2 separate regions of the Homo sapiens genome follow, and region 1 is linked to region 2. A link is a loop called in an ENCODE intact Hi-C map of the cell type or tissue named here. Cell type or tissue: CD4-positive, alpha-beta T cell. All regions are shown on one strand. Region 1 has its middle 4.5 kb from the start of ARID5B. Region 2 overlaps LOC105378327 (a long non-coding RNA gene).

What was found. A loop is a pair of places that touch in the nucleus more often than their neighbours do. Peaks named below come from ENCODE experiments on the same cell type or tissue, not always from the same donor. Only the 100,000 strongest peaks of a DNase experiment are listed, where the experiment ranks them.
Region 1: it touches region 2 in a loop (3-fold over the local background); 4 of 110 quality-filtered maps call a loop at or near these places.

Annotation. Positions count from the first base shown.
Region 1 is chr10:61,894,737-61,899,736 of GRCh38, reverse strand. No RefSeq gene overlaps it. Among named protein-coding and RNA genes, the nearest start is that of ARID5B, 4.5 kb to the left of the region's middle. RefSeq lists an enhancer at 2,730-2,899. In CD4-positive, alpha-beta T cell, CTCF peaks have their summits at 2,373 and 2,616 (motif pointing left); DNase peaks (open chromatin) are centred at 476, 1,906 and 2,596; H3K4me3 peaks cover 1,663 bases; H3K27ac peaks cover 337 bases.
Region 2 is chr10:62,634,685-62,639,684 of GRCh38, reverse strand. The region is part of intron 1 of LOC105378327 (a long non-coding RNA gene); the gene reads left to right. Among named protein-coding and RNA genes, the nearest start is that of ADO, 170 kb to the left of the region's middle. RefSeq lists enhancers at 1,544-1,773, 1,784-2,023, 2,314-2,403. In CD4-positive, alpha-beta T cell, CTCF peaks have their summits at 2,470 and 2,685 (motif pointing left); DNase peaks (open chromatin) are centred at 1,454, 2,084 and 2,674; H3K4me3 peaks cover 1,324 bases; H3K27ac peaks cover 3,118 bases.

The DNA.
Region 1 (5,000 bases), 740 kb after region 2:
TTCTGAAAGCTGTCGAAAACTATTTTAATAATTTAAAGTAATATCACAACTCTGCACCATGGAGGACTACAATTCGCAGTCTCCCATCTTTAACATTAGCCAAATTATGACTTGCACATCACTCTTTAATTATCTCTTGAAATTTCATCTGATCTTTCTATTTTATAAACATGGGTTACAAAGAGAAATTATAGCTCTCCTGCGCTTTCTCTCTCTCTTTTTAACTTTATAATGCATACTGCAGACGTTTGATTAGAATCGCCCATTTTGTTCATTTTTAACATATGAATGGACTTGACTGAGGGGCATTTTACATGTCTTTTTTAAAAATAGATATGCCTAAAGCTTCTGTTAGTCTCTGTCGTGTTAGCGTAAATATATACATCCAGTTCAAGAAATCCTATATTAAAAAAACTTGAGTTGCAGTATTTTGACAAGATCGTATTTGAGATCGACTCTGAGTCAGTTTCCTGTATGACCAATGCAGCAGCATTTATGCAGGAAACCTCAACAGAATGCCTGAGGGTATCCCTCAATTGTATATTAAATCTCTTTCTTAAAAAATTATACAGCTCTTTACAGCATCTAAGCTACTTCTACTGTCTTTGGTGCTGTAAGTCTTTAAGTGTGTAACGAACTTCATCTAATTAGAAACCCTGTTTCTTCAGCTCTTCAAGGTAGGCACTGAACTAGGATGCATGCTGCCTTATCTCTCCGATAAGGTTTCTGAGATGTTAACAATTGCAGGGATCTGGGTCTGAATATTTTTGAATATCCGCAGCCTTGTAATCAGATGAATGCTAAATTTCAAAACCGAATCACAGGGGTATCTTTCCCCCTCTTTTTACAGCACTGCCCCCACCCCCCGTGAACATAATAAATCTAATAAATCAAACCAATACTGTGAATGCCTTTTAAAATTACAGATCACAATAGTGTTTACCCCTCCCCCCCAAAAATCCCTCAATTTTACCTCTTCTTTAATGTGATGTTTGATAGGCACCTGTAAATTATCTGTGTAGCAAATATCCATACAAAGAAAGTTTCAATTAAGATAAGGAGATTGTATTGAAACAGTTCTTTGAAGTAATGTAGTTAATAGCCTGTTTGATTTCTGCTTGTGAGAGAGTAATAACGTGGATTCAAGGCTCCATCAATCACAGAGCAGATGTAAGACTTGAGACACCGACACCCAGGGGAATAGAGGCAAACTCCTGCAGTGCAGGGTCCCTGGGCTAATGTAAAGTAAATACTCATAAACAGATTGAATGTTGTAAGAAGACAATCCATTCAGGACAGTTATAATCATGAAAGCAACTGCTTTATTTATCTATAAAAAAGCTTGTAGCTGGAACTTGCTGTGTATAAAAGGTGGGAGGGAGAGTAGTATATGTTTATATGACCCACTACTTCTGGGCTCTTTCTTGTACTGAAACACAGAATCCGGTACCCACACACCTATATTCTTGCTGCTTTACTAGCCAAAAATCCAACTCTCTAAGTTAATCTCGTGTATTTACACGGTAAAAAATTAAAAATCATTCTTGCCCCTCAAGGGGATGGGAGAGCAGTAGACATTATTCAGTGTCTGTGAATCGCTTCATAAAGGATCAGGAGGATTAAGTTAGTTGCAAAAACCAGCAGTGACATAATTAGGCAGCTTGGACTATAATAAACAGGATCATAAAAAAAGAAAAAAAAGGAAAAGTACAGTTTGAAGAAAGAAGGCGACCATTTCGAAAATGCAAACCTCTCTGCGTACCCCTGGGCCTCCCCTCCCCCAAATTGCAAAAGACAACTGAAGCATTTTTGACCTTGGCTACAATAATACTTCATGTTTTAGCACTTTAGTCAGCATTTTATCTACTAATTGCTACACACTACCGCATGTGGCTCGAATCTGCCACTGCAGCTTTCTCTCATTGGTGAGCGAATTGCTTGATAAAGACTGGGAATTCAACCTGGCTGTTTCCTTTCTTGCTCCCCCTCAGCCATCCACCCCCCCACCCCTTTTCTTTCCTCTTCCAGCTAGAAGCCACTAATTTTCCCAGAAAATACCACATGGATGAGAATAGGGACAGTGAATTGTTCCCTGATCTCTCTCCACTGGTTAAAGCTCGGGTCACTTTTGCGATCCGGAGGCAAAACGGAGGCGGTGAAGGGGGGTAATGGGGACGAGGAATTAGGGGGACGAAGCGAGGGGCGAGTGGATTCTGGCCTGTTGGCGGACCTGATGCTAGGTGATTCTGAACGTGGGTCCCTTGCCCAGTCCATCGCTGGTTGGAAGTCTGTGGGGCTCCACGCTGCCCACCTGGGGACCTCGAGTTAGGCACGCTCTCCTGCTCTTGCTTGGTCAGTAAGTGGGGTTCGAAGGGGTAGCCCTGGAGTCTGCAGACTGATTCGTAAAGAACCAGCACTGTCTGAGGGTCAGCCACCGCCTGGTCCCATCCCCCTCTATGCCTGGCGCCATCGTGAGCGGCGGGGGCGGGTGGCGTTATTAATAAGGAGGCCTTGAGCAGAGCAGGCTCGCCAAGCCTTAGTGCAACAAGTCTATTGGTTTGAAGGAGGATCAACCGGGTTATACGGGTCATTGCTTTCCAGGAGACCTCTAGTGGTCAAAGGTTGAGCTACATCTCAAATTTGGGTCTATTCGTCGCCTGTCTCAAGAGCTGTGGTGGGGGTGGGACTCCAGCCCAGGTCCAGGTGGTAAAGGCTGGAAGCTTCAGAAGGATGGGTATGGGGACAGATTTCTCATGAACTTGGAGCCGGAGCCAAGAGAGACACAGGGAACTCGGAGCAAGTGATCCCCTGGGAAGGGTCATGTGATGCCCTTTGTGGGCACTGGAAGCCCCAAGTTCCCCTGCCCTCGATACAGATGGAGACTTCCTATCTCATCTTGATTTTCCTCCCGAGTCTGAGATTAATCAAATATTATGCAGGAAGTTGGATTAAATTTGCTCAAGCCTTTCCAGTTACAATAGCAATGCTGAGTCTGTTTATTTTTTCTAATTTGTTTGTAAATTAAAGCCAAGTCCCATTCCCTCACCCCAATCACAAATACACCCTAACACCCCTTAATTTTAACAATTTCATTGCCTTCAAGTGCCCTTGACATTTATGGGTTACTTAGTATAGAAATAACTAAGCTTTTTTTTTTTTTAATTGCCTGCACTGCGGGGTACATATATGACGTTTGGCTAAATTGTAATCTTGCCCCTCTATTCAGAATGCCACGGCATTCCATCTCAAATGGCAGGGTGCTGGAGGAAAGGGTAGTGGTGACTCAGGCTTTCAGACTCATTTGTGATCCACATATTAATAAATAATTTGATCAAATTTCCCCCCAGCATGGTATTAAAGAAATTCCTGGGAACACCTATCATAGGTCATACTCAAAACAGAGGTCCCAACCATCTGAGGTTATGAAAACATCTTGCCATACCTGATTTTTTTTTAAAGGAGACAAGAAAAAATGTACAGACATGGAGTCTTGGCTCCAATGGGGCACTCATATATTGCCTACTAAAATTTCTCTGTGCAGTTTCAAACGGACATTAATGATGCCTTGTATTTGGTGATTTACAACTTATAATTACTTGACAAGCATTAAGTAACTCATTACCTAGAAGCAGAGTGGGTACGGTAGGTAAATCACTAGACTGAAAGTCAAGGGGATCATTCTTCTCTGATTTGCTGTGTCTCCATGTCCATGACTATAATTATCTGCAGGACTCAAACCCTAATTCTGGCTTTGTCGGAATTTCTCAGTTATTGTGGCAGAATTATCCAGGCTGGTCATCTGTATAGAGGCAGCTGCCCTTGCTGGGGAGTCATTCAGACCCATGGAAGTGCCGGCAAGTCCCTTGACCGCCTCCACCTACATTTTGCCATGTCACAGACTGATAATTTTATGACTTGTTATTGCAGGTTGAAATATGTAAACGTGGTAATTCACTAAGGGTATAAGGAGATCTGTGTACTTCAGAAGAAAAATAATACCAAGAAAAACAGTGAGGTTGGTTCTGTTTTCATTTCCAATAAGCTTTGGCCAAAATAAAATTGGGTGGGCTTTCAACAAAGATAGTAGGGGACCAGATGAATTTCCCTCAGGGCTTAAACAACGCCCTTCTAGAGATGTGCTGGCACTAGTTCCCGCAGACTCCCTAGAGCTGATGATTACATTTTCAGAAATTTTGCAAGTCAGATGTCAAACACATCCACTATTGAACATTAAATTATATAAGCTCTCAAATAAATTATATTAGAAAACAATGGTAATATACCCTCAACACTCTAATTGTTTTACTATATTTAACTGTTATCTATACTCTGGAGGTTATTTATGTCTTTTGTATTTTTGTGGCCGCAATACAGTATCCTCAGAGGACTGGTTCCAGGACTCCTGGCAGATACCAAAATCTGTGGATGCTCAAGTCCCTTATATAAGATGGCATAGTATTTGAATATCACCTACTCACATCCCCCTTATACTTTAAATCATCATATTGTAATAACTAATATGATGTAAATGCTATGTAAACAGTTGTTATATTGTTTTATTTTTCACTTATTTTTATTTTTCACTTATTTCACTTATTTATATTTTTCACTTATTTTTATATTTATTTATTTATTTGTATTTTTTTGAGACAGTCTCATTGTGTTGCTCAGGCTGGAGGGTAGTGGTGAAATCTCTGGTCATTGCAACCTCCGCCTCCTGGGTTGCAGCGGTTCTCCCACCTCAGCATCCCGAGTAGTTGGGACTACAGGCGTGCGCCACCACACCTGGCTAATTTTTGTATTTTTTTGGTAGAGGCAGGGTTCCAACATGTCAGTCAGGCTGGTCTCAAACTCCCGACCTCAAGTGATCCACCTGCCTCGGCCTCCCAAATTGCTGGGGTTATAGGCGTGAGGCACCATGCCTGGCCTTTCTGAATATTTTAAATCTGCAGTTGGTTGAATCCTCAGATGCAGAACTTGTGGATATGGAGGGCCAACTC
Region 2 (5,000 bases):
CGCATCCAGTTGTTTGTGGATATCCAAGGTTTGGTGAACAGAGGAATATGTTGCAGGGGGTGATGGGGGGCTGTGAGTAGGTTGGGGGTGACGCCAGATCTGTACATATCACTTCAGCACTCTGTTTTATGTATTGGGACTTCCGGTAAGGTTTTGTTTAAGAAAAGATTCCTGCTGCTAGAAGAAATGGTTAAAGACAATAGATCCAGCCCAGCTCCATGCATGAAGTCATCATGCAGCTTCTTCTCAGATCCCTCCAGTGACAGGGAGCTCATTACCATTCCATATTTGGTTGTAATAATATATTGTATAGAGCAGAAATCTGCTTCCCTGGGGCTCCTACCCATTTGTCCCAGTTCTGCTTTCTGGAGACAGACAGAAATAGTTTAAACCAATTTCCAGCTTTCAGCTCCATCAGAGCAGAAACTTTGTCAGTCTGGTTCTTTGGTGACTCTCTGGAGCAATGGCTGGCACAGAGTGGAAGCTTAATAAGTGATACTCGAATAAATTAATGAATGAGGAGCTTCATGTATCTGTTGTAGGATTACCATATGATTTAAGTCTTCAAGACTGGCACACCTAAGAGCTCACATGGTGGAAACCTCCTCACCCCTCCTCAACCTGGATCCTCTCTGTCAAAGGAGTTCTGGATGGAGAGGCGTATGCTAAGGATCTTTGGGCAAGGGGCAAGGACCCTTGGGATTTAATTTATCTACCAAGTGCTTCTGAAAAAAAGCTGTACAAAAAATGCACTGCATAAAAGCAACTTGATAATCCTGATGAAAGCAACCAGACCCTTATCAGGGAATGAGCTATGACCCTGGCATGAGGGTCAGACATCATCGATGGTCACCAATGTAGTAAGACTTGAGAGGCACTGGAAAGTCTCACCGGCTCCCGTGGTAAGACCAGAAACTTCACCATCAGAGAGTCATTACTTTGGGTAAAGTACTTCTCTCTCCTTTAAATGTAATTAGCGGACATAGTGAGTTGCCAATATCTTGGAGTGAATTCGCTGACCTAACTCTTTTCTTTAAGGATAAGGGACCTTAATGATGCTGGATTCTGGGGAAGAACCAGGCCTCAGAGAGAGAAGGGGCAAAATCTGCTGAGCTAGAGGGTGGAAGGAAAGTACATTTTGTTTAACTGGATAAATATTCAGGCCCCTGCAAGCTGCTTCAGTGTGGAAAAGACAATTTGGGGTGGGGGAACGGTAGTCTGGCCCCACATAAACCCTTTAAAATTGCAGACTCCCCCATCCCCCGCCACTGAGAGTCTTCCACATGAATTTGATGTAATGGGAGTAGCACACTCACACATTTTGGAAGATAAGAGCTGAATGTGTTTAAATAACTATCAGGCTGGCGGGAAAGATATCCAGGCTTGCCTGGAGCCACCTTTTCACCACAGAAGGGAAAAACCTAACCCTGACAAGCACGTGGCTGATTATTAGCCGTGTGATGAAGTGTTACTTCCTGTGCAGGACATTCGCATTTCTTGAGAAACTCTTTCTCAATCATAGTGAGTGATATTTTTAGAAAATGAAGGCCTTTGTTTTCTTCCTCTATGTGTATGCTCCCCGCTTCCCTTCACTTCCCCCAAGTCCCATACCCTACCCCAGAGAAGAGATTTAATGAGGGAGTGCATGTCCCCACATGGGGTGGGGGGAGGAGAGTGGGCAGACAATCAGAAAAATGCAATTTACCTGCCCTAGTAGAACTTGAATCACCATACAGACATCTCTTTCATAGTTTTTGCAGCCAAATGTTGCTTTCCTTTCTTGTTTTCCTTCCAGATAATGCAGCTAATATCTTTTCCTTGTGGGGTTGTATTTACTATTCTGAGATCACATTAACATTACTCATTTAACAATCTGCAATGTTTTGAAACCGACATGTCTCACCATATCCCAGAATGGGGTTTTTTTCTCCGCCTGATGCTTTGATTGATAAGGACCGCCCATGACCATGACCTTTAAGATGCATAGTCCAGAGGGCATGGGGTTTGGGCGAAAGGCGGCAAAGGCCTCCCTATCAGCAGGATCACTGTGAGCTCCTGCTCAACAAATGACAGTGCACACTTCACTGCAGATTGGATGCTTTCTGAACTGGTGGAGGCTCAGGAAGCTGCTCTGAGCTGCCCAGACTGAGCAACTGAAACTAAAAGTGAAGCCGTCAAACGCAGCTTCCTGAGCTTTCAGTTCTGGTTGATTTGATGGAGAGTGGGGTGCTATGTTCTCTAACTGTTTTATGGCAGGATCTGTGCACAGGGGTGAGAGTAAAGACTATTAAGAGATCATCCCCACCCTGAAGGAGTTTTCAGTCTAGCAGAGAGACAGACATGTAAATAAGTGTGGTAGATGCCTTCCGAAGATATATACACTGTGGCAGATCGGAGAAAGTGGGCAGTTCTCTAAGGAGGGGAGAGGAGTTGGGGGGATGGGGAAAGTTATAGAAGACTAAAGAGAGAATGCTTGGACTAGGCCTTCATGAAGAAGTAGGCGCTGTCTAGGTGGGAATGAAACGCAAGTGTATTTTTTTTTTTTTGCCTTTGCAAATACATTGAAAAGCATGATGCTCTGGGGGAACTTCTAGAACTCTGATGGCCAGAGTATAAGTTGGAGAGAAGGAAGGGGGAAGAGCAGAGATGAAATATAGGAGGCAGATCACAGAGCCCCCTGCAGGCCCTACAATGGGGTTTTTATTCTACCACATAGGCAATGGGAAGCTACTGGCTAGACTTTAAGTAAGGCAGAGGCTTATTAGACTTTCATTTTAAAAAGGTCGCTTGAGTATCTGTGGGGAGAATAAGCCTGGTTGAGACAGAAGGCAAGAAAAGTAGTTGGGAGGCTGTTAAAATAATTCAAGAAAGATGTGAAGTTTGCAAATAAGGGAGTGGAAGAGTGGAAGGATTAGAGAAGGAGAGAATTACCAAGATTTGGTGATTGGGTAGTAGAGGGAGAGGGTTGAGAGTTAAAGGAAAACGAGACATGTAAGATGCCACCCAGGATTCTGGTTTGAGTGACTATAGAAGACATGGAACGAAAGGGGTGTAAGACAACTAATTCTGTGTTGTGCATGTTGAATTTGAGATGCTTGTGGGACACCGAAGTGGAGAGGCCCAATGTGCAGTTGCTTATGTGGGTTTGACGCACAAAAGATAGGTCAGGGATGAGGAGAAAAACATGAGAGCCATTGGTGAGCAGGTGGCTGTTGAAAGCATGGCAGGGGAGGCCCTGTCCTGTGGGAAGGGCAGAAGGTCAAGGACAGTCCCTCAATTCGTCAACTCAAAGTTGTGGGCAAAGATGGAAGAGCCAGAAAGGGCAACTGCCAAGGAGAAGAGGAGAAATTTGTGTCAAGGAAGGCAGGAGAGAGGGTTTCAAGAGGATAAGACTGGTCCACAGTGTCACACGCTTCAGGGAGGCCAGTGAGACGAAGACTAAAAGCATGCACTGGATAGAGCACTTGGTGATCTTGATGCAGTGAAGCCACAGTGTGGCCCTGGGTGTGGAGGTGAAATTAGCATAGGTGGAAATGGGAGGTGAGTGAGTGGAGGCAATGCACGCGGAAGGCTTGCCCAGGAGAAGGAGGAAAGAGCTTCACCAAAATATTTAGAACTACTGATTTTGTCTGAAAGTTATTTCACAACCAAACAAGGCAGGGTAGTGTCATAGGACAAGAAAGGTGGATTTTGACTACTGAGAACTTCTCACTGTGTTGCAGGCCCTGGGCTGAGGGCTTTGGCATTACAGTCTTGAGTATTCTTTTATTGTATTCTGTCCTTTCATTTTCCTCCAAGATTTTGCAGCCACTCTCCCCTCCCTGCTCAGATTCTACCTCTGCTGTAGCTGGGCTTACACCGTAAGGGCATTTGAGGTCTAGATGAAATCTTAGAAATATAAGACTCTCTCAAAGTTTTTCAATAAGCAGGGCTAATACTAATAATCAATGCTAAACAGCAATCAACAATGTCATGATACCCTAATAAACCTTTAAAGAAGAACTTAGACAAGAAAGCTGTCAAAATGGAAATGGGGGTAGAGTCTTGGCCATGTCAGGGGAAACAAGCACAGAGACCCAGGGTGGTGAGCATGTGTCCTGGGAGGTGGTGGTGCCAGGTGTCCACCACGCTATGTGAGGCAGCCACGTTATTGTTTTGAACAGCGTATCCTCAACCTAGCCTCTTCTAATTGTATAATCACAAAGCTGTAATCACTGATTCCAAAGAGCTGGAAGCCTCAGACGATTGAAAAGTCAAAATGCAGATGTGACAGTAATACAGGAGACACACCTTCCTGTGTGCAGAGGTGGTGAAATGAGAGAATTAATGGTTGGAACAGTTGTCAGGGTTTCCAACTTCTCTAACTTGGAAGGAGTCATTAGGTGAATAAATAGCATACTCCCACTCACACCAGCAGAAGCCAGAATGACCTAGTGGGTAGATAGGGAGTAGCTGTAGTAATAGAACTTGTGTTTCCTCATTGAGTTTTTAATAGAGTTCAGGATCTATCTTTGCCCCTTGTCAGGGGCCACGTTCAGTCCCTCCCATCTCTCCTTCCAGCATCCTTCTTCCTTCGTAGAAAATGGCTTCTATATTTTAAGCCCAGAGTAAGTACCAGGCACAGCACTAAGCATACTGAATATATTCACTTACTTGCATTTTGCAGCCACCCTATGGGGTAGGTGACAACTATTATCCCCATTTTACAGCTGAAGAAACTGAGGTTTGAAAGATTAAGTAACTTGTTCAAGATACATTGCTAGGTGATGGCAAAGTCAGGATTCATATCTAGCTGTGTCTGAATTTTATACCTGTGCTTTTAATTGTTAAGTAACAAGCTATAGCCAAGATACAATCTTTGACTTTTGTTCTCAGTTGGCTGTTACTTCCTCTTAAAGTGTTACTTCCCCCCAATTTTTTTTTTTTTTGGAAACGGAGAGGACTTTAAGAATCTTGAATATTGTTCTGATATATAATGTATTCTTAAAAACATATGACAA